Regions from separate parts of the Homo sapiens genome. Here region 2 is linked to region 1. The links are chromatin loops, found by intact Hi-C in ENCODE. Cell type or tissue: mammary epithelial cell. All regions are shown on one strand. Each heading gives the region's core, and the rest is flanking DNA. Links, peaks and the distances in the headings are about the cores only.

Region 1 (4,564 bases), core at 398-4,397:
GCCTTCCAATCTTCTGATGACATCTTCCAAGAGTAACTGAAACTCTCAAGAGGTTAATAGGTTGTCCAAGGAAGGAAGGGATTTGAAGCCAAAAAAGTGTGAACCCCTATGTGTGAACCCACATGTATTCCTCCTTTTGGAGACATGGGAGCAGAGGTTGGGAAACCTTTTCTCTAAAAGGCCAAAAAGTACATATTTTCTGCTTTGTGTGCTATTTGGTCACTGAGGTAGCTACTCACCTCTGCCACTGCAGCAAGAATGCAGCCATGGAGAATATGTCAACAAATGAGCATGGCTGTGTTCCAATAAAACTTTACTTGCAAAAGCAGATGGCAGGTCAGATTTGGCCTATGAGCCACACTTTGCTGTTCCCTTCACTAGAATGTTAAAAGCTCCGAGAAGTCCTGCATTAAAGAAATCTTTTTTTTTAATTGTCTTGTTTATTTATTTTACAGAGAGTGTCACTATGTTGCCTAGGCTGGACTCTAACTCCTGGGCTCAAGCAATCCTCCTGCCTCAGCCTCTCAGGTAGCCTGGACTACAGGCATGTGCCACCATACTCATCAAGAAATCTTTAACTTCATCTAATCCATTTTTTTCCTCAATAATTTGGCCATAAAACCCTTCTTTATCCCCACATATTTATCGATATCATGTACTAAGCTAGTGTTCCACAGAACAATTTGGGAAACGGTATCCTGGGGAATGGACTGGGAAAGAAGAAAAGCTATAGGCAAAAGGTGTAATGCCTTGGTAAGCTGAATATCTAATGCTAGAGCTAAATCTTTGGTCAATTGAGAAAAAAATCATCCTCCACTTCTGAATGGGCAGAAAATAAGCAGCAGTAGGAAGAAAGTGATAATCAGCGACCAAAGCAAATTTCAGTGATAGAATCACAAATCTATAGCAGGCCTAAGGAGGCACATGGCACCAGCTGGGACACACAGGACAGGCACACAATCAACCAGGTTACAGGCTCACAGCCAACATGATTCTGACTGTCGCTCAAGCTCCTGGTGGTTCTCAAGGCTGCCCAGACTACAATGGAAAGCATATTAATCAGACAGGCTATTGCTTCAACCAACAATTTCAAACACAACAGACCTTATAAAGTTCCAAGAGGGGTTCCTGGTCAGTGGGAAGCTCTCATCCACACAGCAATTCAGGGACCCAGGCACTTTCTTTTTGTGGCCCTGCCATTCCCTAGGGTCTCAGAGTCCTCTGCTGCAACCTCTAACATCTGACCAGCCGTCAAGGAAGAGAGAGAGGGCCTGGAGGATGGGGCTGACAGCCTTTAGGGCCCAGACAGCTCTGTGAATACCTTCAGGGTCTGCACAAATTGCATTACAGCAGGGGGCCCAAGGCAAGAGCTTTTGCTTCCCTGAGAACTTCAAGCATAAATATATAGGCTCTATAGGTTTGCACACTGAGTCTAACTTGATCTTCATTTTAATTTCCATTTGCCATGAGTTCCTTTTATTCAGTTTATTCTCTTTTAGTGTCTCAATTAAGCTATTCTGTATCTTTTTTTTTTTTTGGCATGGGGAGAAATAATTAAATAAAATGTAACGTTAAGTTAAATTTCAAGGGGGAAAAAGAAAAGAAATGCCCATTGCTGTGGAGATCATTGGGAAGAAAGCAGAGTAGAGCTTCCTGAAAGCTTCGTGACCCTTTTTCTTTTTGGGACAGGGGTCAAGCGTGAGTGGCTGTCTCCAGGTTAGACTCCCAGTGTACCCACTCCACAGGACGTGCAGCATCAACGCTGCATCAGTCCAGAGGCTGACCCAGAGAGAGGAATCCAGAGCTCCGCCCCTTCTTTCAATCATCTCGCTGCAGGCACTGACCTCCTTCACAAATAGCTGTGCCCTCTTTGCATGAGTCTGGGGGGATTCTGAACCACAGCCAAGGGGAGATGGAGGCCATCTTAAGGTGGGCCAGATCCCACCCCCACGGGCAAGAGCGCCACCTTGTGGTCCCTGATGTCCAGCCGCTCACGTTTGACCCAAGCTGGAGCCGACAAGCACAGGCTGAACAAGCCCAGCCGGCAAACACTAAATTCTAACTAGGAAAAAATGGTGGGGAGGGAGGAGGAGAAATGAATTTAAGTTAGAAAAAATTCTTGAATACCAGCTGATATCTTTCCGAGGAGTCTTACAGACACATTGGAGGGCACAAACTTATGTGTTTCTTTCGATATTTCTAACCTACTGCTAATATTTTTTTCATCAGGGAAACATTTCGTCTTGTAAAAGCTGGATGTCATGAACTGTGGTTTTAGAAAACAAACTAGAGACAATTGGAAGGCCACACATACTTAAAACTGCACGCCCTCTCACCGCAAACGAAGTCATATATTACTGCACCCCCCTCCTCCCCCACATAGGGTCCTTTCAGAATGTCAATCATAACATTGAATTTGCCTCCCGTAAGTTCTCCATTATTGCCGCATTTCACATAAAATGATGACTAGGAAATGATAAGAATAATTCATACATATACATATTTATATGTATGCACATACATATATGCATACATATTACATATGTATGTGATATAAGTACATACTACAAATACGTTCCCAAATTACAAATATATTCTCATTTAATCTTCACAGCAACCCTGTGAGTCAGGCATGGCAGAAATTCCTCCCGTTTTGCAGATGAGGAGGCCAAAGTCAGCGGGGTGAATAGGTCGTGTTGAGCCAGGGAGCCTCAGAGCAGGACCTGGACACAGATCAGCCGAATCTCCTCCCCTGCCTGCTGCCTCCGATAACAAGAGTGGAGAGTAACAGCCTGCTAGGTGTCAGCAGCATTCACTTCGTATATTATGCTTATCCCCACTTAGGTCCACAGCCACACTTCCAGTGTAAGTTATTCTTATCTCCTAGTCACTGCTTTCAGGGAATGGGAAGAAAGAAACCAGAACACAGAGATGGCTGAGCTGTAAGCTTCCCAGCAGCCAAGGGCAGGAGGCCGGTCCATGGGTTCAAAGCTGTGTGAGACACACCAGAGCAGACATGGATCAAGTTGCCTTCCCTGTAGTTCTCTATCTGTCCCTAATATCCCCTCCTGACATCAGATCTAACCACCCACAACTGTGATGTCAGGGACCTGACACTTTAAGTACAAATCAAACACATACACATTTCAAAAACTGTAAGAGAACTGAGGCAATGATCTGCTTACTTAGATAAAACATTTTTGACTTCCAGAATATATGGATCACTTCAGAGGATGCAGTGTTTTACCCCGAATCCATTAAAATGCCAGACCCTCATTCCTTTCCTTCTGCACATTTGACACGAGGAGAGTCCTGGTGGGCGAACGAGGAAAGTGCTGGGTGAATGCACCGCGCACTGTACACAGGCATTTCCAGCCATAGCAGGTGCCTGGTGACCTATTCTCACATCAGTTTATGCCAGGGAAACCTGATTCTCATGCCTCTGTCACATTCCACCAAGTGACTTAGTGTCTCCTGGTAGAAAGCTCCACTCCTAAATCTCACAAAGTGAAAAAGATCAGTGTTCTCTACAGAATTCTAGAGGTGTCTGTGAACTCAAAGGCATCTGATAGATAAACCCAAGATCTATGACTTTCTCTAAAATTATGGCTGCTCCTACCTTTCTTCTAGAAGCATTACTCTTTTCTTAGGAAATGGTAGTAGACTGCCATAACAAAATACCACTAGCTGGGTGGCTTACACAACTAAAATTTATTTTCTCACAGTTCTAGAGGCTGGAAGTCCAAGATCAAGCTGCCAGCAGGGTTGGTATCAGTAGAGAGCTCTCTCCCTGGCTTGCAGATAACCATCTTCTCACTGTGACTTTATATGGCCTTTCCACTGTGCTCCTGGAAGAAAGAGAAAAATCTCTCTCTGCCTCTGCTTATAAAGCCACTAATCCCATCAAGAGGTCCCCACCCTCGTGAGCTCATCTAACCCTAATTACCTCCCAAAGGGTTCACCTCCAGATACCATCACATTGGGGGTTGGGACTTCAACATATGAATTGGTGGGGTTGGGGGAGACATAAATATTTAGTCTGTAACAGAAATTATCATGTTTACAATGTCGAGAAAAGACAAGTATTTTTTAAAATGTTCCATGACTCTTGCTCCACATGCATGATCAAAGCAAATTTATGTAAAGTGTATTCCTTGAAGGAAAGGAAAAAAGGAATGTACAAAAAAAAAAACCACAGAGAAATTAGGACTGGAAATTAGGATTTCTCTCTGGGGCCTCCCAGAGAATTTTACAGACTACCATGCCTTATATATTCCCATGCTAGATCTCCTCCAAGTATTTCTCAAGTGCAATAGCCAACATTGAGAGCCAACATCATCCTCCTTGTGGAACTGGGTACCCTTTGAATGGTCAATTACTGAGAAACAAGATCATCACCCAGACCAAAAAGACAATGAAATAAGGCTGGAAATACAGAATGTTGGTTTATACGTTGAGTCAGTGACTGCATGGAAGCCACAAGACAGGCTGTGATCTCCCTCCCATGTTCTTGATGTCCTTGTCACACCCTGTTATGGGCTGAACTGTGTTCTCCCAAGATTTA
Region 2 (4,564 bases), core at 153-4,152, 220 kb before region 1:
TTATCCTCAAGATCATTAGTTTATTCATGTAAATTAACACTGTTCATGGGCTCCAGTTTCTGATCAATCTTTTGGAAATCTATCAAAATATTTGAAAAAATTATTTGAGTGGTAAATTGAATATTATAGGTCAACTTCTGATATCCGAGTGAAAGACACAGAAGCTTTAAAATAAAGGAAAACATATCTACCATGAAAAGTTTATTCTTAGCACAACCATGAGGATCAAGTTTCAAGAATGCTCTCCATTGGGACTATATGTCCATAAGAACTACAGTTCATCAAAATCATCTAGCTCTCTGTGGCCCTCAGGTGGTATCTGGTCATTCTGGCCATAGACTAGCTACAGAACTAGCTTTCAAAAAGCAGTTCATCTCAACCAGCTTCAAGATTAAATCAGAAGATCAGATCAGATCCAATTTACCTGTAAAATCTCCATTCCAGCATTTAACAATGCACTATAGTTGCTCAGTCTGTCTGTCAACTTGTCAACATAAGTTTATTTAGCTAAGAAAACAGGTGAGTTTTAATCTCTTCTATAAGGGCCATGACAATAGTAATCTCCGTGTTGTGTTCCCATGCACGCAAACTCTAGAGTTTTAATTTGCTTTCCTTCAGTAGAATGTAAACTTCACTGAGGGCAAGAATCTCTGCCTTGTTTGCTTGTTTGTTTGTTTGTTTTTCCCCACTGTTCTTTTCTCAGAACCTAGATCAGAGCCTGACATGCCGTAAGCACTCAATACGTATCTGGTGAATGAATGAATGAATGGATACTCAGGCGTGGGGTTTCTGCTTTGTATGGTTGGCTGGGGGATTCCACTCCCACTATTGGGACACCCTGCTTGGTTACAATGCAAGGTGTGCCTCTCTTTGGCTACCTTATTTTTTACTTTGGAGATTTGTTTCTAAAAGGTGGGCATGGGTGCTTCCTTTCCTCTAGTCATAAACAATAGAAGTAGACCAATGTTATGAACCTTGCTTTCAAGGAAAGAGAAAATGTTGTCAGCTGCTCTTGAACTTCCCAGGGATACTTACATTAGATAGTATAGCCATGCAGCCAATATATCTTTCTTCATATGATTTAGAAAAATATTCCCAGCAGGTATTCTCTGTGGCTGGAGAGTTCACAGATTTTTTTTTTTTTAATTTCCTCTGCTCAATACCCAGGACAGAAGAAAGCAAGGGTAAAATGCCACAAGATTGATTTTACTGGGTCTGTCTTGATTTGACCAGGACAGATGAAATCTTGCACTCTCCACCTCCCGCTACAAGGAAAAGTACGACATGAATGGGCTTCCCAAGCCAATGCTGGCCTCTACTGGTGTGGAGGCAGAGAAAATCAGAAGGCCACTGGAAAATGGCCCTTCATTCCAACCAAGATGGCAGCCTGGGGCAGAAACATACACTCACCTGAGAGTGCTTTGGTTTCTTAACATTTCAGGAACTAACATAAACTAACATCCACCTTCTATTATCTCCTATTAGAGATATGTACACACTCAGGTAGAGAGCCAGAATCGATCTGCTGCAGTTTTTCTACAAAATTACCAAAAGCGATGGGAACAGAGCAATGACCAGTTGACTTTAGATCTCACTGCCTTAGTATAGAGCCCGGCATATTGACAGATGCTGGCCAATGTTTGTTGAATGCTAGAGTGACCGAGAAGTCCTGGTTTGCCTGGAACTTTCTCAATTTTAGTAGCAAAATTTTTATGTCTCAGGAAAATCTTCTGTCCAGGTCAAACTGGGATAGTTGGTCACTCTATTCAGAATGCCACGGTGATGCATGGATTTACAGAATTCTGAGTTAAGTTCAGGTTACCGCTTGCAAATCAGTGCAGTGTACCAAAATGCCTGGCATAAATTTGTTTGTAAAAAAAACAAAGAAACAAAAATTGTTCTATTAAAACATCAACATATTTTTTGAACTGTGTGAAAAATGTTTTGTTTCTTTTTTCAAATACCTGTCAGAATAATCAGTTAGCATAAAAGACTAAAAGATGGTGAATAGAAAAGAACAACATCAAATAAGAAGCATGACAAATGATTCTGGTTACAGAAGCAAACATATTGTTTTCATTTCCCCAAACTGTTACCTGTCAAGTAACTTATTGCAGACACAATAGGGTCAGGGCTGTAGGCTGGATATTTTGATATGAAAAGATAATTTTTTAAAAAAATGCTAGGAAAGAAAGACCATTAAATATTTCCTTACTCTTCCTTTCAAAAACAAAAATAAATGTGTCAAAAGAAATATCCCATCATTGTTTTAAATACATTTTGCATGTTTAGAATTTCCTCCAATAAAATGCCACAGAGAATGCACATTTTACAGCCCTAAACATATTTAATATACTGTTTTTACAACAGCTGTTGCTTTCACAGAACTTTAACCCTGCTGTGTAAATGCATCACCAGGAAAATACCCAGGTTGTCATGGAGACAACCTCAGCACAGAGCCCTTTGCTCCGTTGAACTGGTGTCAGCTTTCAGCCTCCCTGCATTCCAGTCTGGCATCAACCCCAGGCTACAGCTCAGACTTCATTAGAGGTCCTGATGAAGGACAGCGAAGGAATCCAGGGCAATTACTAGAACTGTAAGACCTCTTTCCATCAACACACCTGATGGGAGAACTAAAAATTAATTCCAGAGGGAGTGATGGTATTAATCAAGATTTTCTGGCATCTTCCTCCAAGAACGCTAGATAGACCCAGTTGTCTTTTCCTAGCCAATTTTAGGCCCATCCATTGTCTTAGCAGGAAGAGATAATATTACAGTTGACATTTGGAAGATTATTTAAAGTATCACGTGGCAAATGTTACAAGTGTAAGGCCAAATTTTCAGTGTTGCTAAGTTCGTGAAATTTCTATCACTACTTGAAGAAAAGAACCATAGTTGCATTGAATCCTTCCTGCTGGTAATTCATGATAACATTTTCTAAAAAACACTGAATATTTGACTTTAAACAAAACTGAGTTCAAAGGGGTGGCACAAAAAATGGTGGATAAAGTAAAATGATGATCACACAGTTCTTGTAAAGTATCGCAGAAAAGACAAAATGAATTTTTTTAGCCTAGCTGACTGCTTTAGAAAGCAAATTAAAACAAAGTTTTCTAAAGCAACTTGGTTTTATGGTCTCATAGGTACAAGTGAGTTATGATTCTGTTTTTGTTGTTGTTTTTTTTTTTTTTTTAGAAGGACTGTCGCTCTGTCGCCCAGGCTGGAGTGCAGTGGCAGGATCTCGGCTCACTGCAAGCTCGGCCTCCCGGGTTCGTGCCATTCTCCTGCCTCAGCCTCCCGTGTAGCTGGGACTACAGGCGCCCACCACCACGCCCAGCTAATTTTTTGTATTTTTAGTAGAGACAGGGTTTCACTGTGTTAGCCAGGGTGGTCTCGATCTCCTGACCTTGTGATCCGCCTTCCTCGGCCTCCCAAAGTGCTGGGATTACAGGCATGAGCCATCGCACCCGGCTGAGTTATGTTTCTTTTACCCCTGAAAAGTTCTTAAATTTGGTCACAGGAAGATTCAAAAATTGATTTATTTTATAAAACCTTTATATATATATGATTTATCCAAACAAAGCACCTCCTTGGTCATAAAGGGAACTTACCAGAATTGTTATCAGTGAACTAACCAGAAATCAAAGACACAAAATGAACTCAGTACTCTAATCATCCAATGGCCTTATGTGGTGGCAAGGCTAACAGTAAATGGACAGAGAGTAGGCATTTGCAAAGCTAAGTTTATGTTGAGTTGACCTTAGACATCTGAACAAATCAGGCTTGTATTTAGACCAAAGACGTGTGCATAAATAAACCTGAAATGTATGGCAATTGTCATGTTTAATAAACTGATTAAAAGGGAAGGAAAAGATAAAATTTATTGTAATTTGCTCTCTTACTGTTCGCTTCCTATTATTTATTCATTCAACAATGATTTACCGAGCACATATTTTGTGCCATTGCCTGTACTTGATGTATAATGATACATCTATTAATAAGTATGATATTGCTCACATGAAACTTAGGTTTTTCTGAGCTGTTGTTCACTGGGCATGTATATTTTTTCTCATATTGTGATATTTTCACCTCTGTATTTCCATATTTACCAATTCCTTGACAGCAGAGGTTTGCAACTAAAATAAGTTGTGTTTTAAATAAGTGTTCTCTTTTAAATGAAATTGCCACCAGAAAGAATTTTACAGGGCATGCAAGAAATATAACTTTTCCCATTTTTAGTCCATTTTCTGACCAGTAGATTTATGTCCCATCCTGATCACTCCCTTTTTCCATCAGATTTGGCCCAGAAGGTCAGCATTAGATAGACTTATTAACAAAAATCAATGTCAAAGAACAAAGGGATGCCCCAATTAAGGCTGTTTTAAATAGTGAGACATAGGTGCTATTCCAAACAAGACATTTTAAAAATCAATGGCAGTGTAATAATTTTGAAATATTAAGCAATGTGTTTCTTGTCCTCTTTGAATACCTCACTTGTGGCTCTGTGGTCATTACTTTTGGAGAGACATGTGACAGAGCTAAAGCATATAAAAATTAGATGACA

The links. A loop is a pair of places that touch in the nucleus more often than their neighbours do. Peaks named below come from ENCODE experiments on the same cell type or tissue, not always from the same donor. Only the 100,000 strongest peaks of a DNase experiment are listed, where the experiment ranks them.
Region 2: it touches region 1 in a loop (2.8-fold over the local background); 2 of 110 quality-filtered maps call a loop at or near these places.

Annotation. Positions count from the first base shown.
Region 1 is chr9:86,635,048-86,639,611 of GRCh38, reverse strand. No RefSeq gene overlaps it. Among named protein-coding and RNA genes, the nearest start is that of LINC02834, 71 kb to the left of the region's middle. RefSeq lists an enhancer at 1-153. In mammary epithelial cell, for the core only: a CTCF peak has its summit at 1,966 (motif pointing left); no DNase peak of the experiment used is centred there.
Region 2 is chr9:86,853,225-86,857,788 of GRCh38, reverse strand. No RefSeq gene overlaps it. Among named protein-coding and RNA genes, the nearest start is that of GAS1, 92 kb to the left of the region's middle. In mammary epithelial cell, for the core only: no CTCF peak of the experiment used is centred there; a DNase peak (open chromatin) is centred at 2,458.